Linked DNA regions of Mus musculus: regions 2 and 3 are each linked to region 1. Evidence: chromatin loops called from intact Hi-C (ENCODE). Cell type or tissue: left cerebral cortex. All regions are shown on one strand.

The links. A loop is a pair of places that touch in the nucleus more often than their neighbours do. Peaks named below come from ENCODE experiments on the same cell type or tissue, not always from the same donor. Only the 100,000 strongest peaks of a DNase experiment are listed, where the experiment ranks them.
Region 2: a loop joins it to region 1, with 2.5 times the contacts of the local background. A loop is called at or near these places in 2 of 42 quality-filtered maps.
Region 3: a loop joins it to region 1, with 2.4 times the contacts of the local background. A loop is called at or near these places in 17 of 42 quality-filtered maps.

What each region holds. Positions count from the first base shown.
Region 1 is chr11:108,132,043-108,140,042 of GRCm38, reverse strand. The region is part of intron 3 of Prkca (protein kinase C, alpha); the gene reads left to right. Among named protein-coding and RNA genes, the nearest start is that of Gm51922, 23 kb to the right of the region's middle. In left cerebral cortex, CTCF peaks have their summits at 102 (motif pointing right), 3,385 and 4,432 (motif pointing right); a DNase peak (open chromatin) is centred at 3,539; H3K27ac peaks cover 2,203 bases.
Region 2 is chr11:108,057,609-108,065,608 of GRCm38, reverse strand. It overlaps Prkca (protein kinase C, alpha), which reads left to right. Exons shown (of 17, transcript NM_011101.3): 4 at 7,736-7,847. Among named protein-coding and RNA genes, the nearest start is that of Gm51922, 51 kb to the left of the region's middle. In left cerebral cortex, a CTCF peak has its summit at 3,250; DNase peaks (open chromatin) are centred at 1,000, 1,239, 2,325 and 3,293; H3K27ac peaks cover 4,170 bases.
Region 3 is chr11:108,026,522-108,034,521 of GRCm38, reverse strand. The region is part of intron 5 of Prkca (protein kinase C, alpha); the gene reads left to right. Among named protein-coding and RNA genes, the nearest start is that of Mir7223, 34 kb to the right of the region's middle. In left cerebral cortex, a CTCF peak has its summit at 3,377 (motif pointing left); DNase peaks (open chromatin) are centred at 1,735, 3,343 and 5,978; H3K27ac peaks cover 433 bases.

The sequences.
Region 1 (8,000 bases):
TGAGTTAACCTCCCCTCCAGGGCTCAGAGAATAATCTCTCTTTTTCTTTTGTCTTTTCCCTTTCTGGTCAAGACAATAGTCTTCATGAGCACTAGGTGGCAAAAATCTCTCCGATTCCCGTTTTAGTTCATACGATATTAAAAAAGATTATTCAAAGATTTGAATCCCGGAGCAAAAGAAAAGGAAGCACGTAACAGAGAGGGGAGAGAGCTTGGAAACCGCAAGCCAGTGTGCGGACCTTTGAAGGGCATTTGGGTGCAAGAGAGCAAGCGACGTCGTGCTTCTCAGTGGAAACTCACGGGGGACCAGGTCAAAGAAGAAGGGATCCAATTTGTAGCTGGGCTTGAAGGCTCAGGCCTGTGATCCCAGCTCAGGGACTCAGGCTTATAAAATCAAGGCCACGTGGATTACATAGTAAGTTTAAGGCTAGTCTAGATAATTAGTGAGCTACCATATATAAATAAATAAATAAATAAATAAATAAATAAATAAATAACAAACAGGAGTCAGGGATGCAACTCTGTGGTAGAACACTGGAATGCTTTAAAAAAGCTCAAGGCTCAGTTCCTACTGTCTAAAGACGGGGGTGGGGTGGGGTGGGGTGGGATAGGGTGTGGTGGGGGGTGGGGTTAAAATTTAATAAATAATTAAAAAAAAAAAACAAAAAACAAAAAACAAAAAAACCCAGGCAAGCTAGTTTGGGCCAGTGTAGAAACAAATGTGCCAGCACTGCAGAGCAATTGACTTGATTCTTAAAATCTCCTTGAACTGGGGGATTTCGTGACGCTCTGATTCCCCTGGAGGCAAAGACTGGAGACCCATAGTGGCCTTCTTGTCCTGTCTTCAGTAGGTGGGACCTTTCAGCTCTATCTAACTTGATAACTTTCATGGTTATTTTTCACTTAAAGGACTGAAAATTGTCTACAGCGTCTGATTTTTTTTTTAAAAGGAATTTGGGGAAGGACATAATGAATTATTCAGAGACGTCAAGTTGCATCAAGACAGACATCTTGATACAAATTACGATTCTAAAATTGTTAGTAATCTGTTTTATTCATGCACTCTACTTACAATAGAAGGCTTGCTGCTGACAGTTCTTAGATCACTCATGATCCCACATCCCACGGTGCTCTTTGAATGGGTGCTAAATCTGGTGGGGGGCTGGGCGGGGTGACATCTAATGGATGCTGTGAATCTTAACTTTCCTGGGAAAAGGTTACTCATTAGGACTTACAAATGATGTATTCAATATCTCCATTGATGCAATTGCTTTCTCTTGGAACAGGTACCAAAATACAGTTTGTGTTCTATATGGGGTGGAGTCTTTTCAGAACAATTTTAGCACAAATACTTCCTTTGGGGTTTTAGTATAACTCCTTCTTTTGTAGTTGAAGCTGTAGACAGTTTGTTCAGAAGATATAATGGCTCTTCTGCCGATCCTTTGAAAACACACAAATCTTTTTCTGGTTTCATTTTGATTTTCTTTTTAATGAGTGTGAGTTCCCCCTTGACAGTTTTTCTGCAGGCCTGAGAGAAAGCGTCAACCAGAGAGGGTGCTTGGACTCAGGTGTAGTAGAGGTACCACTAGATAGAGCATCAGATCACATCCCATCACCTGCCTGCCACTCAGGGCCAGGCTATCATTCCTGAGCAGTCCAGATGCTACTGGTACCTGGGGTGCCTCATGATGCATCTGCTGCCTCTAAATAAAACCCATATTTAGGAACATCAGAACTCTTGCCAATATGACAACAGCTGCATATTCAGGAATCCTTACAGAACATGATAGAACCCCAAACTGATAGATCTGGGAACAAGGCTAATGGTTCATCCATGCACCAGGTATATACAGACAACTATATAAAGAGCACTCTGAAGGCACCAGGACACTAGTGGTCTTTCCGTCCTGGGAGGTTGCTCTAGTTGAAGAAACTGATAGTGAACACGTACCCAAATGACGGCTTTTGTTTTTCCCAGACAGGGTCTTATGTATCCAATGTTGTCTTCAAACTTGCTGTGTAGCCAAGTATTACCTTGAATTTCTGATCCTCCTGTGTCTACCTCTAAAGTGCTGGGATTATACTCTCAGGGGACAGTGCCACTAAACCCAGTTTTATACAGTGCTGGGGATCAAACTCAGAGCTCCACGTGCTAGGTATTAGTTGAGTTATAGCCACAGCCCAACACAAACATTTTTATCTAAAGTAATTCTGGATGTGAGGTAGGAAAAATAACAACAAAACAAGCAAATTCCCAGGTAGATAGGGAGAAAAGAGGGGCCTCTCTTCTTTTAGATCTTGAGGGATGACTTTGCTAGGATGGAAATTTTACCCCGAGACTCTTCAGGATATGTATAGACTCAGTCTAGACAGAAACAGAGAGTAATGCAGAGAAAAGGACTATCGTGGGCAAAGAGAGCAAGGTGCAGGCTGAGACAGGTGAGCTGGGCAGCAGAGAGTGGTGAGTGGGTTTGATGAGTGCTGAGCGATTTATTCAGACTGAATGGTAGAGGGGAGCCAGTTGTCAGAAGAGGGGACAAAGTACCCAGTGGGCATGAGGGTCTGAGACTAGCCGTTGCCACGTGCTATCGCTTGAGTCACGGATGACAGAGGCCACACTGAGTGTAAAACATGAAGCATGGCAGAACAGAAAGGTCTGTGGGAAGGAGCAGCCTCATGTCCTGAGTAGTCACCTCAGCTTCTGGGTGGCTCAGCACAGCAACCCTTGGGATGAACCTGCTCTGTAATTAGTGTCTGAGGCTGATGTAGTGAAGGCTGGGCATATAGGTCCACTCGGGGCACAGTGCAGCAGGGATTGTGAGAAGAGAAAGCCCCAAGAACTCTGAGCGGGAGTCTCTCCATGACAGTGCCCTATATTTGGCATTTAAACAGGTGTAGTGCCTGTCCTCCAGGCTTGGGGGCCGCATTCCAGTTGATTCACATTCTTGTATCTGTCTCAGCTTCTGCCATGGGACATGGGAGATCTGAGTAGAGGAATCTGTGACTCAGAGATGGTCAGAGAGAGGCTGAGCCATAGAAGCCCTCTAGCATCTTATCTTGGAACAACAACAACAACAACAACAACAGACTCAGAGAGTTACAGGCTCATACAAAGACACATAGCATGCCTGAACAGCTGGGCTTGGGAGAAGCCTGCCACGTTTACAGAGAGTTTTGAGTGATACTTTCATAGGTCTTCATTAAATCCTGTAGGGTCCAAGTTTTAAAAATCCTTTCAGAATCAATGTATTTAAGGATTAAGCCCATCAAAACCCCAGGACTATTTCAAGTAAACAGCTTACAAGTGGAATCTCAATGTCGCCCAGATAATTTCCTTTGTATGTGCACTGTGGTAATTGGGCTCCTGTCTCTCCAGTGAAAAGCCAAACAGTTTCAGATCTAATGAGTCCTGGCCACTAGGGCAGATAGATTTCGGAATTCTCTATTTATAGCATCTTCCAGTGTCACTTGCACCTTTTCTTTAATCAGCACTGAGCTGTCATGCAGCCCACAGGAGCCTTGAGCATACAGATGAGCAAGCTGGGGTGTCTGTGCCAACAATTCGGGGTGCAGGTTGGAGCTGAAGGCTTAGTGTGGGATGTTGGCTTCTCTGCAGAAACAATGCTTTCTCCAGACCAACATTGGATCAAGCCTTAGAAATTGTTGAGTGCACTTGGCAGAATTGAATGATCTCTCTCTCTCTCTCTCTCTCTCTCTCTCTGTCCCTCCCTCCCTCCCTCCCTTCCTCCCTCCCTCCCTCCCTTCCTCCCTCCCTCCCTCCTTCCCTCTCTTGACCTGCAGAAGTTTTGACATTCTGTGTGCCAGGGAGAGTTAAAATGATCCAGACAGGGCTGCAAAAACCCCGTCCAGGAGGATTTCGCTGAGCTCAGAGATCAGGAAAACAAGCAAGGAAGAATGTGGTTTAAAATGGAAAATAGGAATTAAAACAGAGGCCAATCCTGACGGATCCTAAAGCCTAGTCCACTTAGGAAAGCAAGAGTGTTTTTCAAGCCTGCCACCAGCGTGTTAGTGAGAAGGGGTAGGTTACATGTGAGCTTTGCTGAGTTGGGAGGCAGAGCAGTCAGACAGGAAAGGCTCTGGACCAGGACTCTGTGGTCTTGAGTTGGCTGCAAGCCACTGAGTCTCCCAGAGCCTCAATTGCCTTACCTGTTAGCTGGGAACAATAGCAGTCTGTCTCTGAGTGCTGATGTGATGAGTGGATCAAAGGAGATGAGGCACGAAGACAGAAGTTTGTAAGCCAGGCACTTCATTCAGAGATGTGTTTCTTCCCAAATTTGAAGGCCACTCTACACATTCAGATAACCTGGAGTCTTAGAGATGTTACCAGCCTCTCCTAGGACATTTTTCATTCATTATTCTGAATTTTGCAAAGCCCTTGCTTGTCATTTAGCTGGGCAAGCCCTGCTGCAGTCTCAGTCCTCACCAGTGGGGGGTGCCGACCTGAATGGAGTAGAGATCACCAGGTGGCCCAGGTCAGTTGCCTTGATTAGGTCTGTGTGTCCTCCCTCTCTGCTTACTTCTCTCCCCCTCCCCAGGTTTTTCCTGGAATTTTTCCTTTTAATGTCAACTCAGCTGCAGCCTGCTGGGGTTTGGTGAACAAATGACTGTCTGAGATTCAGAGGAACTATTGTTCACAAAACATACCATTTTGCATGATTTTTTAATTCTGTTACATTAAACTGACACGATCAATCTGGTGGGGAGGGAGCAGGGTAGATGCTCAGGGAAGAGCATCTTCATGTTCATCTTAATTCAGTCAAGATTAGTGAGAGACCGTGTGGTTAGGAACTGAACAGGAATTGAAGTACAGAACTCAGCAGACACACAGGGTATCTTAATGCATGTAGACTGTCATCCTCTGTGTCCTAGTGTGGAACTGACAGGGTGGGGGTTCAGCACTGCTTTAAGTCAACAGGCAGAGTCACTTTTGACCCTTAAAGCTGGGTTAGCCCACTTCTGATGTGTGTGTGTGTGTGTGTGTGTGTGTATGTGTGTGTATATGTGTGTGTGTATGTGTGTGCTATGTGTGTGTCTGTTGCATGTCTGTGTATATGTGTGTGCCATGTGTGTGTCTGTTGCATGTCTGTGTGTCTGTATGTGTATGTGTGTGTTGTGTGTGTCTGTGTGTGTCTGTGTGTGTCTGTGTGTATGTGTGTGTATGTGTGTGTGTCTGTGTGTCTGTATGTGTATGTGTGTGTTGTGTGTGTCTGTGTATATGTGTGTGTATGTGTGTGTGTCTGTGTGTATGTGTGTGTGTCTGTGTATCTGTGTATCTGTGTGTGTTGTGTGTGTTTGAGACAGAGACTTACTCTGGATTCAAACTGCCTTAGTCTTCCAGTGCTGACCATTCAGGAATATGCCACCATGCCTGGCTAGCCCCACATTTCAATGGTGTCGCCTAAAATGACTGTCCCCTAGTCTAAGCAGAATGTCTTTGCCTTGTGATTTTGAGTGTGTCATTCATACTAAGGGGCAGTGCCTCTTAAAAGGAAGATGCAGGAGTATGGGGGCTTTCCAGGGTTACGGAAAGCCCTGAGCTTAAACTCCAGCACAAAAGGAGAAAGAGGAGGAGAAAAAGAATGTGAAATTCCACCTCCAAGTCTGAAAGAGGGGAAAGGAGAAACCCAAGAGATACTCTGCTGACAGCAGACAAAAGGTAGGAGCAAGCCAGGTGGCCACAGACAAGTAAATGGACAAACAAAATGAGGTCTGCTCATGCAGAGAAGTCTCACCCAGACATTAATTCTGGCACATGGATCAAGAAAGTTGACTCAGTGGATTAGAGTGTTTGCAGCTGTACCCACATAAAAACACTGTCATGCGCACTTAAGTATCTGTAAACCCAGTGATGTGCAGAAGTAGGGGAAACCAGAAACAGGAGCCAAGCTTCAGGTTCAACAAGAGGCCCTAGCTCGAAGAAATATGCAGAGAGTGATGGAGCCAAATACCTGACATCCTTCTCTGTCTGTCCTCATATAGGCATGCATGTATGAGCACCTGCACATACGTGTGTACACACATATACCATAGGCACATGCTCCCTAACACAAAAATCTAACGATGGCACAAGATGAGTGGTCCTTGAGGGCAAATGCTAGATGGAAAACCAAGTCACAAAAGGACACCTGCTGTGTGGCTTTCATCATGGTACACTTAAGAGTAGTTAGGAGTAGTTGCTAGGGCCCTGGAGGATTGAGAAATAAATTAGTGTTTCAATGGTACAACATTTCAGTTTGGGGCAATGAAAGGATACAGAGATGGATGGTGGTGATGTTTATAGAGCAATGTGAACATGCCCGGGGCCCAGAGCTGTGCACTTGAAAACAATTAAAATACCAAGTTTCCTGTATGCTTTACAGGAATAAAACAAGTTCTAAGTAAAATGAGACACTAGGTACCTGTAGGTCTTCCTTGCCCTACTACTGCCTACAAACACTGGTGACCCCTGTCTTCAGTACTTTGGCCAAGATGGCAGCCAGTGCTTCTTCCTTCCTCTGTGGAGGTAGGAAGAGTAGCAATTACCAAGGTCTATCCTGGACAGCCTGGAGAAGGCCTGGACTGAAGCTTCAAGTGTGGCAGGAACCAGTTGGAAGAACACTAAGTGGCCTCTCCACCCTTTCCCAGTCAGTACCTGTGTCTTCCTAGGTTCCATGTCTCCTGTGCCATCTGTCATAACAGCTGGTGTTCCCCAGTGCCAGTATATATGATGTGAATGGTTATACACCATGCCCTATGAGAAAGGCTTTATAAAGTGGAACAACACTTAAGAATTCTTTGGTCCCCACAGAAGAGAGAACCACACTGAGGATGAAGAAGACAGTTGTCCAAGGCTGTCAGACCAGACCCAACAGGGCACCTCCTATCTGGGAATCAGTGACTGGCACATGGTCATCTTAAACATATGTTCTCCATGGGCAGAGTAAGCAGCTAAGAGTTAGATTAGTAAATTTGCATGTAAAAATAAGCTATGGTTTTAACTGTTAACTGTATTATGTATTAGTAAATTTGCATGTAAAAATAAGCTATGGTTTTAACTGTTAACTGTATTATGTATCTCTGTGCGTGTGTGTGTGTGTGTGTGTGTGTGTGTGTGTGTGTGTGTGTACACATGTGTGCAGGTTCCTAGAGAGTTTAGAAGTGGGCATTGGATGCCCCAAAGCTAGAGTTACAGGTAGTTTTGAGCCACCTGATATGGGCCCTGGGAACCAAACCCAGGTCCTCTGAAAGAACAGCAAATATTCTTAAGCACTAAGCCATCTACCTCTTCAGCCCCCAAGTTTGTGATTTTAAAATCAGACCAGAATAGTGGCCTTTCTCTATGAAGGCTGGAAGCACCCATGATTATAGCAACCAGTCCATCCAATGAAAAATTTTAAACAATTATTCTTTAGAGGTATTGATTTGGGGTCACAGGAAAACGTATTCATATGCCTGTCCTACACCCCCATACTTGAACCATCTACCCTGTTATGAACACCTTGCATTGCTTAATGTGGAACATTTGTTACAGCTTAGCAATGATCAGTAAACAGCTCTAGCTAATGTTCACACCCATCACTGTGCATGCAGTGGGTTGTGAAACAGATGTGAAGACATGGAGCCATCTTACACATCACTATAGGTTGTTGCTGCTGCTCTGGAGAACCCAGTTCACGTTTTCAACATTTCCTCTGTCCAAGCTGTGATCCCTTCACGACCGGGCTCATTTCACCGATTCCAGAATGTCTTACGGTGGAATGTCAAAATGTGTGTAGACTTTTCAGGTTGCCTGCTCTCATGGAGGAGTGTGCAGTTAGGGTTCTCCCATCTCTCCATCTCCCATCACTTGTTTGTCTCATGAATAATAGTCTAGTCCTTCACCTTGGTTGTTTCCAGGCTCGGTTAGCTTTAAGATTTCCATTTTCAGGGTTGGAAAGACAGCACAGCAGTTAAGAGCACATGTTGCTCTTGCAGACTATGTGAGTCCAGTTCTCAGGGAAT
Region 2 (8,000 bases), 74 kb after region 1:
AATCCAATGCCCTCCTCTGATGACCACAGGTACCAGGCTTGTGTGTGCTGTGATACATACATGCAGGCAAAATACTCATAAACATAAAATTAAACCTAAAAAGATTTGAAATTTTACTTTAAAGAAGATGATTGTTATTCATCAGAATAAAACATGGCTGCTTCACAGAAGCAAAATAAATTCCTGCCACCAGAAATGGGTTCTTTCTTAAATAGGCCATGTCTACAGCAATGCCAAACCTCGTCAAAAACAAAGTTTTGGTTTTGTTTCGTTTAGTTTTTGGGTTTTTTTTTTTTTTTTTTTTGGCAACAAAGTCTCATGTTTCCAAGGCTGGTATCAAATTTGCTATATAGCTGAAGTTAACTTCTGACCCCCTGGAGTGATGGGATTGTGTCCAGTTTTATATGATGGTAGACATGGAGCACAGGGCTTTAATGCAAACTAGGCAAGAACTTGACCCCTGAGCTTCTCCCCTAGCCAGCACTGAACATTCTAAAGCTCCCATGAAGAGAGATCTAGACTGATGTAGCCTCTGAGAAGGCTATGGGGCCAAACCCTTCTTATAGGTGAGACACAATTACAGTAATAGTCATGTTATAGAAAATCACTCTGGCTTTAGTTTTTGCTAATAAAACAACATTTTTAATATGTTTCTTTCTTTCTTCCTTTCTTCCTTTCTTCCTCTCTTCCTCTCTTCCTCTCTTCCTCTCTCTCTCTGTCTCTCTCTCTGTCTCTCTGTCTCTCTCTCTCTCTGTCTCTCTCTGTCTCTCTCTCTCTCTCTCTCTCTTTCTTTCTTTCTTTCTGTTTCATGGAGTTAAAAAAAGAAATTTCCTAAGAAATTTCAGATCACAATAATGATGCCAGCCTTATTACCCTTGGAGCAGAGTATTCAGTGTTGCCTGTGTAGTCAGCATGCGGGTGACATTTAGACCCAAGCCTGGCTTCCAAGTATGATTCATGAGAACACATCAGATGGTAAGAGCAGGGAATTTTCCTTGGTATTCAGAGGAAGCAGCTTGGAGGAGCCACACAAGGAAGTCGCGCCCCAGAGCTCCACTGGATTAAAAACAGCCCCAGGAACTCAGAAAGCCTGACCCTGAGGCTTTCAAGGATAGGCATTTAGGTCCTCTGAGAAACCTCCAGGGCATGTTGGAGGAATTCAGATATGGGTAGGAAATGCAGGATGGGAACACACACACACACACACACACACACACACACACACACCAGCCAAAGCTTGCCTTCCTTATTTATCAGATAAAAAGGGCTTGTGAAGCATCTGTTCACATGGACCCATTCTCATCTCCATCCTTAGCAGCTGCTGCCTCCTTCAGCTCAGGGATCATCCAAAGGCTAAATTCTGCCCATGGCTGGACCACTCGCCATCCTTAAAGATAGATTGCAAACTCACCTAGAACACATTGCCTTTAGTACGTACATAGAGTCCAGCCAGGAAGAATATAGGAAGTCCAAAGCTCCATCAGCATCAAAATCTATGCGGTGCAGATCTAAGGGCTTGTTTTTAACCAACTTCAGAAGAAGAAGAAGAAGAAGAAGAAGAAGAAGAAGAAGAAGAAGAAGAAGAAGAAGAAGAGGAGGAGGAGGAGGAGGAGGAGGAGGAGGAGGAGGAGGAGGAGGAGGAGGAGGAGGAGGAGGAGGAGGAGGAGGAGGAGGAGGAGGAAGAGGAGGAGGAAGAGGAGGAGGAGGAGGAGGAGGAGGAGGAGGAGGAGGAAGAGGAGGAGGAAAGAGGTCTTGGAAACATCTTGATAGGAATGTTGACACAGTTTTCCAGGGAAAGCTGGTCAAGCTATGATATTTAGAACTAAGAGATAAGATGCAGGCTAGCAGACGCTATGATAGAATTTGCATCCTCCCCTCCCCCTCTGATTGATTTTTTTGGAAATAATTCCAGATTTAGATTCACAAGTGAGATTTTATTTGTGCCTATGAGACAGCCTGTAGGCCAAGCCTCCATTTCCACCACGTACAGCAGGAGTTTCTGAGTGGAGCCTTTGAGCCTTTCTGTTAGAATGTAACAGGCCAGGACAGCATCTGCAGGACAGAGGGTTTTATACTCCCTTCAAACAGAGGCTGCCCAAAAGTTCAAGGAGCATTTACACATGCTTCGCTAAAGGGAAAGACCACTAACCTCGTTAGAGGGGATTACTCTAAGACAGACCCTTCTTTATGTACTAGGACCAAGCTTACCACACATGACCCATGGGGCAGTTTTCTCTAGAACCTTCAAGCAAAGTATGATAGAAGCTCAGTTCTGTGAGGATGTAGTTGCCGTGTGGAGCGTGGGTGTACCGTGACAGAGACAACTAATGCTAGAGATGGGCTGGGAGATTTGTGGACTCGGCTTTGCAATCCCAGAGAATCCTCCTCTGATTGTTTTGCCTTCTCACCCTGCTCCCTGGGGAGCTCAGAGATGCCGTTTATACTTCAACCTCAATAGCCTGTCTTGGTTCTATCGCAGTTGCTGATTTAGTGATGTTGGTTCAGAGATCTTTCCTTTGCTTCAGACTGCTTGGTTAGGGCGTGTGTGTGTGTGTGTGTGTGTGTGTGTGTGTGTATGTGTGTGTCCTCTGAAAGAAAACACTGTTCTTTCTTACTACCCCTGAATCAGCCGCAACAGGCAGAATTCTTGTGGCTGTGGCAGGTAGAAGCTATCACGGGCAAAGACCTAGGTGAAATACACTGGGTACTGCCACCAGGTAAAGGTGCCAGGGACTATGGGTGTAACAGAGAGGGAGCTCCAATGCTGTTTAGGACCCAAGGACCTGCAACACTTACACATAAACACACTTAGGCTTCAGCCCCCACTGAAGCTGGTGACTCTCCACCTGGAAGGCCCACAGCCTTTCAATCTCCCCATGACCCAGGCTGGCTGCACACCTGGCTGAGCCCTCAGTCAGCCAGATATTTGAAATGACTCTGTTAAGAACTGGCCACAGAGGTCACGACATGTGTGTTTACTTAGAGAGGAACTTTCCACTTCTACTTTTGGATAGATCTTTGGAGTCGCCCTCCTCAATCAACCCCTTCACGTGAGATCCGTCAGTTATGGGTCTCACGGACAGGTTCCTCTGTTGCTGTGCCTCTCGAGTCCATGCTATGTGCTCAGCAAACAAGACTGGATTCCCTCCCCAGCACACGGTCTATTCAATTCACATGTTGTACAATGCAAGCCCTTTGTTATAACCATGCATAGAAAATCTAGAGACCTGAGGATGCCGCAAGTCAGCTGGCGGCAGGGCGGCAGCATCTCCTCTCCACTAATGTGCTGTGGTTATGTAAGATGCTCTCGCTGGGAAAGCAGGATGAAGAGCAAAGAGGAACAGGCTGTACTTGTTTTGCAAATTCTTGTGAGTCTTAAGTGATTTCAAAATAAAAAGGGTTTTGTTGGTGTTTTCTTTTTCTAAATATCAAGACAGAATTGAAGGGACTATTTAGTACAGTTGTTTCCAACTTTAATCTTAGCAGCAGCCTCGCCTCCCCGCTTTGCTCTCTTCCCTCCCCACCCTCAGCGGCACCCGGCACCCGGCACCTCCTGACAAGCTCGGGGCCCTGTGAGACCTCATGTGGAACCCTATTCCCACCTCCATGGTCCAGGATTCAGATAGAGAAACCTGAGGCCCAGAGAAGGCCAACACTCTGCTCCTCAGAGGCTCTGCTATAAATACAGACGGCCTGGGCAGGTTTCTGCTCCAGTGGCTTTCTGTGAAGCATGGTGAGTCCCGTTTAGGTAACAAGGTTGTTTCTCTTGTCAGGCCTGGAGCCATGCATTACACGGGATGAGTTTCCATGTTTCTCCTTCATCCTTCTCCACAGGCAATAACATCAGCGTGACCTTTAAGCTGGGACCATGCATGAGCTAATCTGGGCCACTGAGCAGTTTCAAATTTACCACATAGGGTTGATTGCCAAGGAACTCTCTGGAGGGCTAGAGACAATGTGCTAGAAGCCAGACCGAAGAGATATTCCCCGTTCAGCCTCCATTCTGACCCCCAGTCAAGGCTGGAATCACCCAGATCACTGGATGTTTCCATAACTGTCCATGCCGCTGAAGTATTTTAGAGAAACCTTGGGCTTCGTGAAGTTTATTTCTATGGCTAACACCATAATAGCCTCTTATATTTTTCCAGCTCTTATCAAGTTGTAAACCCTTTGCATATGGTCATATGCTGCTGGAGTTCACATGAGCACATACACCTATTATAATTTATAAATAAAATTGAGGGCCCCCCATGCACTTTTGGTAGTGAAGGATTCTGGGACCTGGTGGCTCTCCAGACACCACACACACACACATACACACACACACACACACACACACACACACACACACACACACACACACACAAGAAGTAGAAGTCATGACTTCCTCTCTTTCTACATCTCCTGGCAGTTAGAGCCTGGAGATGCCATATGGGTGTCAGATGAGTGAGACTTAGGTTTTCCTGAAAGAGGGGCCCATTGCCCATGTGCCACATCAATAGAGATGTGTGTGAGAGTCAGCTGGCAGGACAGCCACCCCAGGGCTGACCTGACGGCCTGTGCATCCTCCAGTGGGTTTACAGTGAGCTGCCACTCTTCATTTGCTGCTAGTTGTTGATGCTGTATCTCTGCAGGCAACCTGGCTTCTTGCTTTCCCCCCAGCATCTTCTTTGCCCTCCACATTGTGGGGAACAACCTTCACTGTCAGCATGGGTCCAGATAATTGGTGCTGATGCTAGCCTGATCCTTCGGCATTCTGGCCCATGTCGCAGACATCGGAGTAACTGATCAGCTGCTCTTCACTCCATCTTCACAGCCATTTCTATCTAGGGAAAATGCTCCCACAAGGACATGGATCTTTTATAACCTGAAGAGGGGCCTTTAGAGGGGCAGGCAGTGGGTTGCTTCATGGGTATTGCTAATCATGAGCCAATGAGATGGCTTCAAGGGTAAGGTGTTTGCTTCTACACCCGAGGACCAAAATCTGATCCCTGGAAATCACATGGTGGAAGGGAGAACCAACTCTTAGAAGCCATCCAAGAACCTTCACACGCGCAAGGTGGCACACACAGATGCTCAAGTGCATGCACAATATACACTAAACAAACAAATGAACGAATAAGTTTACAAATAAAACAGTATTGCTGGTCATCACACATGTATTCAGCTACTACTGTGAGGTCCTGTTGTCTGTGAAATGACCTCTTACAGCAGTGATTCCCAGTCTTCGAACCCTGAGATAATCTTTTCTAGACTGGAACAGAGCATGGTAGCATACACCTGCAATCCCACTATTCAGCAAGCTAACAAAAGGGGTTGAGGCCAGTCTAGGTTACATAGTGATATTCTGTATCCAAAAAGAATGGGAGGGAGGGAGGGCAGGAAGGAAGAGGGAAGGAAGAGGGAGGGGGTAGGGAAGGTGGGACAACAAGAGGAGGCCCTTCCCCAGAGTCTGTGATTGTGGAAACATCTAGGTGCAATATTTGCAATCACTCTAACTGATACTCTGTTAGGTGAAGCCTGTTGCCCTAAAGCTGGGCTGCGCAAATATTTCTTACAAGGTTAGGTAATAAATATTTTCAGCTTTGTGGCCCATTCTGTCTCTGCCACAAATGTTCAACACTGCCACTGTAGCCACAGAAACCATGTCACTAAGTGAACATGGTTGCATTCCGAGAAGATGTTATTTATAAAAGAGCTAGTATATCTGTATCCCTCCCTCAGAAAACTGAGGTGCAGCTCTGGACGTTTAAGAGATGGCAAGAACCAGCTCTTCATGCTGGGTAGACATCTGAAAGCTTGCACAGTAAGAATTGGGTGGCCAGATCCCAGTTTTCAATGTGTTTGAGTCTCAGAGATCTGCGGGGTGGGGCGGGGGAGTGGTCATCACCTCTCTGTAAGATGAGGGTGACGATAATATAATGAGGAACAAAGAGACATGTTCACCTTTACCACAGCTAATGGATACATCTGTGAGTGTTTTGGCGTGCTCTTCTTTAAACTTTTCTGCATGATTAAGACATTCCGGAATTTTCCAAACTATGCCTTTTAAAAGTGGTCATAATCATTCATTTGGGATACCTTTAGCTTGGGTCATGGGTTTCAAAGTCAACCAAAAGCCACACTTGCCTTTGGAATCCTGTTAGACCTCTGGCACCCAGGTGCCTTGGAAAGTCTGAAGCCTAGCATGTCTTTTTATGTGTATCTTTATATGTGAGCAACACCTGCCTCCAGGAGAGCCTGTGCTTAATGTATCTTCATGGAGCCCCCTTCCCCGACCCCCACCACTTAGTGTATCTTCATGGAGCTCCTGTCTTCTGTTCCTCCCTGGCTTTGCCCTCTGTGCTCTAGCAGAAGCTCAGGCCACCCTTCAGGAAGAAGCAGTTCATGAGGAAAGAACCTTGTATGTGCATATTGACTATAACATTAGCTTGTTGTTCAAATATCATACAAAGGTCTTTTCGCTCAGTCCTCTCCTTGAAGGAGCCGGGGGCTGTGTGTGGTGGTATGCATCCTTAATCCCAAAACTGCAGAGCTGAGAAGTTCTGAGACAGGAGGGTTGAAAGTTCAAGACCAGCCTAGGTTACATAGTGGAGGTAGAATAAGGAGAGGAGAGGTACCACGAGGAAAATGAAGATGAAAAGAAAGAGGAAGAAGGGAGGAGGAGGAGGAAGAGAAGGAGGAGGAGAAGGCATCAGCAACAGCTACCACTAGAACTAGCAGCTAGTTCCTTCCTTCTCTGTCCCCTGCATACTCACCCTGCACTGGACAGTCTACCAGTCTCCTACTAGGACATTCTAATCAGTTTACAAAGGTTGGCTTGTTTTGTCCTTATTATAACCATGTAACTTAGGTGGTGCTGACTTCCCTATTTGTAGATGAGACAGGAAGAACAAGCCATTTGTCCAAATCCATGCCTCTGAAAGGTACCAGAATCCAGACTCAGTATGACATGATATATATATATATATATATATATATATATATATAGAGAGAGAGAGAGAGAGAGATGATAGATAGTTTCTGCTTCTCTACCTGTGCACTGAAGAACAGGAACCTAGAACAGATTTCTGGTTGCACACTTGCGCTCTGTATGGTCTGCTAGAGAAAGCAATGTCCTGCATCTATACTTGGGGAAGGGCTATCCCATTGGTTTCATGCTTTCCTCTAACTACTGATATCTCTCCCACATAAATACACAGACTCTTTGGGGATAGGGTATGATCACAAAGTCCTGCCAATCTCAAGGTTGATCTAGTTTCACAGCCTACCAGATTCTGGAAGTCAAGAGACTTCAAAAAGGATCCAGACCTCAACTCATTCATATCAGCTTCATAAGTGTCTCTTCTGGGCCACTGCCTTGCTAGGTGTTGGGGTGTCTCTGGGTACAGGGACAGGAATACTTTGAAACACTGAATATGCCTCCTCCCAGACTGTGATGATGGTAGGCTTCAAGTGACAGCATTCATGGAAACTTTGTCATTGACTATGTACAAATTATACCATAGAGGGGGTGGGGGAATGTGAGTGTTTGCTACATAAAAATGTGATATAGTCAAAAGACACACACACACACTTACACACATACACTCACACAGTGCACACACTTCTCCGACTCTAGGGAGCAATACAGTCTAATACTAGCCAAACTGTGCAATGAAAAGATTGTGAGCTTGCCTTAATCAAAACTATAGCCCTTTCACACCTGAAATGAATGTTGTTCTTCTCCCTCCAGGACCCCAGGAGCAAGCACAAGTTCAAAATCCACACATACGGAAGCCCTACCTTCTGTGATCACTGTGGGTCCCTGCTCTATGGACTTATCCACCAAGGGATGAAATGTGACAGTAAGTTTTCTTTTCCAGTAGTTGGCCAGGCTCTGCAGCTCATGGCTGGGTTTGCTAAGTGCCAAAGTCTCAGAAACTTCTCAATAACAGCTCACCACCAAAGAGAAGTGGTCCAGATAAAGACAAGGCTCAAAGACTGAGGAATTAATCTCT
Region 3 (8,000 bases), 110 kb after region 1:
GTTAGCAACGTGCTAACAATGCCTCTGAGTTCTTAGCCTCTGTCCCGAGGAAAACCAGTCTACACGACTTCCATTCAGCAAGAGAAAGAAAAGCAAGGTACATTTATCCGTGAATCACTGCTGCAAGGCCCTCCCATGGTTAGGAAAATAACTTTGTCTCCTGCATGGTTTGAAAGCTGCAGGCCCAATGGGCAAAGGGTCAGGGCCTCTCTCCAACTTATCAACTCAGGAGTGCAGAGGTGGATGGGGCCCACTTTTAAGTACCTGGGAGTCTGAATTCTATACATGGCCCCTCATTTGTGGATTCGAGAATGCTGTCTTTCTTCTTGTTTGATCCAGGTCCCCCCATTTGACAGTTTACCACTGCAGTGATTATTATAGCACACAGCAGATGACAAGCAGCTGGAGAAATGACGGTTTGGAGGTAAATCACCACCTTGGTCATTTCTGTAGAATCAAAGCTTTGTACCCAAAGACTGGGAAGATGGCTCAGTGAGTAAAGTGCCCGCCATGCAAACATGAGGGCCTGAGTTTGGATCCCCAACACCCATAGGGAAAGCCAGATATGGTGTTCCAAAACTGTAATCCCTGTGTGTGTGTGTGTGTGTGTGTGTGTGTGTGTGTGTGTGTGTGTGTTTCGAAGAGGGGAGTGGTGAGACAAGAGGAGAACTCTTCTCAAAATATAAGACAAAGAATGATGAGAAGACACCTGCTGTTGACCTCTGACCTCTGGCCCCTACATAGGCATGCCCAGGCTTTTGTGTGTACATGCTGACACATGAGCGTGAGCACACACATACAGTTTTACCTCCAAACTTCTTCTCAGCCCTAAGCATTTCCCCTCCTTCTCAGTATTACCTTTCATTGGAGTTGATGAACGTAGCTGCCATGTTCTAAGGCATTGGCAGATAAGCCCTGTCAGGGAGCGAGAGCACACACACGTAAGAGGATCGTCCAGGATGTTTTTTTCCAACTGGATTGAGGCAATAGAGACTTTGCCAGTGAAGGCCTCTTAGCCCTGACATTGTCTATTTGTCATTTATGTTCAGTTTTGTGGTCACAGGTTAATGATGGCCAAAGAGAACAGGTACAGAGACGTAATTCTGTCTCTTTCCCCCAAAGATGTTCCAGAGAGGAGTAAGGAGTTGTGCAATGCACCCACAAGTTCCCTGTAACTCCTCATGACTATGTTCCTCAGATGGCTACCTGCAAGTGACCTTGCACATGGAGTTCTTGGTGCTGTGACTGGTGAAGGTAGCCACGGAGAGGGCAGTTAGTTATGTCTGCCCATGTACATGAGAGGCCCTACACGCTTTATAGATGTGTAACACCAACAACTAGTGAGTTAATCCAGGAATACGTTGGCTTGGGCAGAGCATGCCCAGAAAAAAGCCCATCAGAAGTGGAACTCATAGGGCAAACCAGCAAAGAGGGGCCTTTGCAGCTTACCAGCCTGAAAGGTACCCCTTTTTGCTCTGCACTGGGGTAATGGGGGAAGATTCCCTTTAGTAACATTTCCCCTTAAGCAGGCAGCTTCTTCAGGTTGGAGCTGGGGGAGAACCAGTAAGCATTTTGTCTTTCTCTGCCACGTGCATCAAATGCTTATGATTTTATTAGCAACTGCCTAGGAGCCAGGACCGATTTAATTTAATTTAATCTCCTAGGTTATTTCGGTTTGGTGTGGTCTATTTTTAGCACAGATGAAGGGGAAGTAATCAGACCGGAGGGTGGATGTGGATTCGGGAGGGGCTTCCGCTCCCTGGATGGTTACTCGGCTCAATCCATCTTGACTGAGAGGAGAGGACTCCACAGAGGGGGGCAGGTCGGCCAACCAAGTTCCTGTTCTCACTGAGTCTCACTGTTGATGGCCTCGTCCTCTCCAGCTTTAGGAAAGATGGCGAGGAGACCAGTCACACAACAGAGAGCCTTTTTCTCTGGGACCTGAGAACCAAATAAAGCCACCCTCCATTCTCCTTTAGCACTGGCCATCGTGGTACTGGGTAGCATTCCAGTCTTTACTACAGTGGCGTGCTTCTGCTCTCTGTTTGTAGTTTTACTGGTCTAGGGTTTGAAACATAGGAGGTAAGTTTCTCCCTAGTTTTGGGTAGACGTTGCCTGAGTGCTGATGTTGTTCGGAGTCTCCTATAATGAGACCGAGGGCCCTAAAATCACCAGAGTCTTGAGGTCTGGAGATGCCACCCCAGCCTCAGCACAAGAGCAGAATCCCAGACCACCGCAACATCACTCGCTGTCCCCAGGAGGGACCAAAATGCTGTGCTAATGAGGCTAGCAATGATCAAGAACAAGGGCGATTTGTGGTCCAGTTGGAGACAGATTCCAAAGGTAATGGGAATGCCCTGCTATGATGGAGGAAGATAAGAGGCCGTGCTGAGACTCTGTCAGTGCTGATGTCGTTGGAGACAATCGCACTGTGGACAAGGGTGTCATCCAGTTTTACACACCAGCTCCTGAGGGGGAAAGTTGTATTCCCATTGAAGCATTAGTACTGTGCAAACCTCACCGACTTTGGAATCCTTAAGCTTAAAGTGGTGTCTGGCACCTGGTAAGTGTGCAAAGTGTGTTCACATAGTGACCTCAGATGGTGTCAATAATATTAATAACAAAGTCAAGAGCCATTAAATAAATGTTTATTTTGTGGCAAGAAGCATGTCAAGTTGGTTTCTTTTCTTTTGCATAAGTTCACTTGATACTTAAGATGTCCTGTTGAGTGAGACACCCATTTTCTTTATGTTACCCGTGAGGAAATGGAGGCTTAGGTGATCTGAGGAAGTTTCCAAGGTGTGGATGTGGAGCCAGAGGTTGATTTCAAGAGGGACATTTCTATTCTGTGCTCTGAGGGTTTCCATGAGAACGGAGCTGAAGGTTCTGGGTCACCTGCGAGACTGTGGGCTCAGCGCTATGGAGCAGAAGCACTATGAGAAGGAGCTGGTGGTGGGTTGTGTGAGTAGGAATGGCAAGGAGGAGATCAGGTGACGCAAGCAGGCTTCATCAGAGTCAGTCAGTCCTTTAAACCTGCTGGGTGTCCCCTCCTAGCTGGGTCGCCCACCACATCTTCTACCCTGTGATCAAATGAGATCGCAGTCACACACACCCCAGGCGCCTTGAGTCACATTCTCTAAGGCCAAGGGAAAGCTTACAAACCTGTGCAGCTAGTGAGTGCTCCCCCATGATTCTGAGGCTAGGTGACATCACAGCACCACAGGACAGGTTGTTACCTGTCCCAGCCTTGTAATCGGTTAAGTCGAAAGATAATAATGCAACAAGCTACCACGTTTAGAAGGACGACAGGGAGGTTACTAAAGCTAGGGCTCGCTCTACTACTCAAAACAGATCAGGAGGCAGTGGCCTCTGCAGGCAGGAGAGGGTACAGCATGTCTTCCCAGGGTTCGTCCACTCTGTTACCTTCCAGGAAAGGCTAGGTCCCTGGAGAACAAGTCCAGTGTCATCTTGAATGGATGATTTAGCAAGATGCCAGTTTATTGATTTATAGAAAAAAAAATAGAATTATCTGTTACTTGTTGATAATCTGAGCAGTTTCTCTGTGGCCAGGATCCTGGAGAGAGTAATTACAATGGACTCAATTTATTGTCTTGCCATTTAAAATGCTGACCTATAGGCTACATAATATCCACCCACGTAGACCTTGTCTCCCCCATGACAGACCCCAGGGAACTCAGAACACTGCCTGGTGAACACAAGATTGTACAAGGTTAGACAAATGTTCAGTGGCATCAGGCTAGGCTTGCTGCCTTGCATCAAGATAGAGACTTCTATATGCCTGTTTAAAAGCACTCAATTAAATGCCCGGCACTTCCCTGTGGGCCAGTCTCAGGCACTAATGGTGTTTGCCTTGGAGCCTCTTCTTATTTGAATATATTTATGCCAGGAACAGGCTGGTCTTGAAAGCCTTTTGGGACCCTTGGTCTCCTTCAAGGAACTCTTCAAAAGTTACACGTTGGATATGTAGTCCCCAAAGTCATGTGTTAATGGTGTTTGAAATGTGGGGCCTTGGGGAGTTCACTGGGCCAGAGGTGCCCTTTACTACAGAGGTTTGCTTAACTCAAGGACCAAAATCCCCACTTCCATATAACCTACAAGTAGATTTTAACTCATAAAGGCAAAACAAAAGGGCTGACTTTAACAGATTACATCTGTAGGTGACAACCTCTGTGGCAGTGTAATTCTGGGAGAGTAATGGCCAAACCTTAGTAACAAAATCAGAGATTACCTGGTATATGAGTGTGGATACCAAGCCTGATGCAGCTTCCCTCGTTTGAGGGCGAGCAGAGAAAGAAAACATACACATAACAGATGACCCATTGATAGTGCATGAGTTACAAGGCTGAGGGGGAGCTAGCTCAGTAGTCATGAGTGTCGACTGCTCCCCAGTGGTCCTGAGCTCTCTTCCCAGCGTCTGCCCCAGGGAATCTGATGTCCTCCTCTGACCCCTGTGGGCACCTGCATACACGTGACATATACTCACACAAAAGCACAAACGTGAATTTAAAAATAACTTCTTAAATAAAATTAATCTGAACTATCTATAGTAGGGGTGATAAAGAGAAGAGACCAGCAGAGCACACAAGGCAGTGAATTGCTGAAAGAATATGCCTATCAAAATGTATTTGAACATTTCCACATAAATTTTAGTAGAAAACAAGAATATGCCATCTCTGTAAAACAAGGTCATTGAGCTGTTTGAATAAAAAGGTAGATATAGAAAGAAAGCAGACACAAACGGTTTTTTGTTCTTGTCTGATTGTTGAATGATGAATTGTTGCATGAGGAGGCAGACGAGATGAAGGAAGGCAGATAAATTCAAATGTTGGCAAAGAAACATAGATTGCAGCCCTGGCAGCAAAAGTCCCAAGAGAAAGTATAGGAAAACCATCAGAGCTGCCAGAGAAACGGGGGGATGCAGGCAATGCGAGGAAACTATGGCGATGGGTGCCACGGAAGGCAAAAAGCAGAACAAGATGGAGGACCATCGCGAATAATCGCTTCGTCCTGGGGTAAAGGAGGAGAACTGAACAGAAAGCAGCCATGGTACCTGATACATGTACGAAGCAGTCAAAATAAAAGCATGTACTCTGCCATAGGAAGACCAATAGAGGAAATGTGCAACCAGGGAACTCGGAACACTGAGTGGTTATAAAGAAGGGAAACAAACACCTCTCCCTCAGAATCATGGGAGCTACAAGAGAAAAGCTGGCTTGGCTGAAGGCACCCCAAAGAGGGCAGCAAGATGAAGTCAATGAAGAGCCCAGCATGGCGGAAATCAAATCATATAGAGTTATAACATGATTAGAGATCGCAGACTCCAGGTAATTTAATAGGCACAGGACCAGAGATTAGTATAGAAGGTAGCACCAATTTAGAACACAGCATGATAGATTCTTCTTGATCATGGGGGTGTGGGGGTTATCGGAAGACACCGTCTCATACCTTGTTTTTATAATCAGAGAAAGGCTGAGTAAGAATGTTTGACATGGGTCTCTAAGGCGAGCAGTAGAATACACACGTCATTTATATTTTCTACCATTATGGGAATGATAAATGCAAACGAAGCAGAGTGTAGCCAAAGACTAAAAAATATAGAACCAAGGAGGCAGAGGGGTGACGGCATTTGCAAAGAAGCAGCCATTGAGTGGGGACTTTCAAGAGCGTGCTGGACTGTTGCAGCGGAGGTGATTCAGTCCATAAAGTGCTAACTGTGCAAGCGTGAGGACTTGAGTTCTGGCCCTCCGCACCCACTTAACGAGCCTGGCACAACGAACGACTCACTCCTGTTAGCCCAGCACTGGGGACGCAGAGACGTGTGGGTAGGGGGTAGCCAATCAGCTGGGTCAACAGAGACATGTGGGTAGGAGATAGCCAATCAGCCGGGTCAAATCAGTGAGCCCAGCTTCAGTGAGAGACTGTCTCCAAAACTAAAGAGAAAAGCAGTGTCCTGAGCCAAAGAAAAAGGAGAACGTGAGCCGCACCGCATTTATCTCCCTCTGCTTCCTGGATGCAGATACCATGTGGCCAGCTGCCTCTGGCTCTGCCTCCAAGACTTCACCACCGTGATGGACTGTACCCTAAACCAATGAGCAAAAGTAAATGCTCTGGTCAGGAATTTTGTCACAGCAATGAAGAGTTGCAACCAACACAGATCCATGAGTACAGAAGTGCAGAGATTTTTCGACAGTGGACAGAGAGCTGCTCTGAGAAGCACAGTGTGGGACATGTGGATGGTTCTAAAATACCTTGGAAACTTGAAACAGTTTAGAATGTTGGCTGCTGCAGGGACTAACAGGGAATTGAATGTGATAAAGCAGATACCCTGAAATTGGAGCCTGCTTATAAATAAACAGAGGCTTCCAGGACTAGAGAGAAGGTGTGGTTCATTCCACAGACGTTGTTGGGAAAATTGTCTAAACGTTTGGAAGAAAAATAAATAAATAAATGAGATCTCCCCTCGTGCTTTACACCAAAATAAATTTCAAGTGCATCTGGAAGTTAATTATTAAAAAAAGGAAACAAAATAATGAAAGAAAACACAGGCGAATACTTAACTACCTTCACGGAGGGCAAGGATTTCCTAAGCCTAAAAGAAATGGAAGAAAGGAAAGAAAACATGTTGGTAGCTTTGACTGTGTGAAAAGATAGACTCCTTTGTGTTTCTAGAAGCCTACGGAATTAAATCTAAACACAGAGCGTGGCAAACAGGGAGAAGGACCACTGTCATGTGCATCCAAACATTCCCTCTAGCCAGTAAGAAACCTGTTTACTACCCTAAAGGAATTGAGAATTAAGTCAGAGAAAAAGAAATTCACATGGCCCAATAGCTATAAAGACTGTTAAGCCTCAAAAAAAAAAAAAATCAAACTTACAATGTTACTCTTTATTTTTCTCACTTTATCTTTAATATGATTTTTGGTAGGACTTTGATACAACTTTGGGGGGAGCAGTTTGGCAAGGGTTTTTATATCTTTTACTCTCCTTCTAAGAATGCAGCCCAAGAAGAAAAGCAGAAATTTATGTATGAAGACAATCAGTTGTTATATACAAAGATGAGGAATTTTTAAACCATGTAAATGTACAAACTGAACTTATTTTAAAGTCTTTGCTACAAAATAGAATGCTGGGCATTAAAAAATGCTTTTTAAAAATTACTTTGGTAACTTTTATTAAGAAGGAATTTTTAACTACCATAAAGTTATGTGAATTCTATAAAAATAAATATTACAGGCTAGAGATATGGCTCAATGATAATGTGCTTACCTAGCATATACAAGACCCTGGGCTTTATCCCCAACATTATAATCAAACAATCAATATTATACTATAGATGTCTTTACAGGAGAGCAATTGTCAATCAGCATAACAGTATGTCAGCATCAATCCTCTGTTTTGGTGGAAGTGCAATTGCCTTTAATCTTTGCCTTTATACTTTGTGCATTTAAATTATTTTATGATGACTATGCATTGTCCCTACAATGAGAAGTAATTATTTCTTAAAATCAATGCCTCCCTATGTTTATATGCAGATCTTATCTGTCTCCCACAACTAGCAAATATTTTTCACAGTCATCTACTTTGGAATTATAGAATATTAGCAGATAACATACGTGTTATTGGAGTACTTAGTGTATGCAAGAGGAGGCTATATTAAAAGGGAAACAGGGCTATACAGTAAGACTATGTCTCAAAGTTGAAGAAAGGAGACAGAGTAGGACGAAAGGAGAAGAGAGGGGAAGAGAGAGAGGGGGGGAGGGGAAGAGAGGGGGAGGGAGGGGAAGAGAGAGAGGGAGGGAGGGGAAGAGAGAGGGGGAGGGAGGGAAGGAAGGAGGGAGCATGAACTGACTGTGCATACCACGCTCATTAAATTCTTTAGCTGACTTTGATTGAGTAGTTGCTGACTCACCATTTGGGGACACTGGATTTACTGGGGCAGAAAGCCACCCTTGTGACAAAGTAGTGGGTTTAGACAGCAG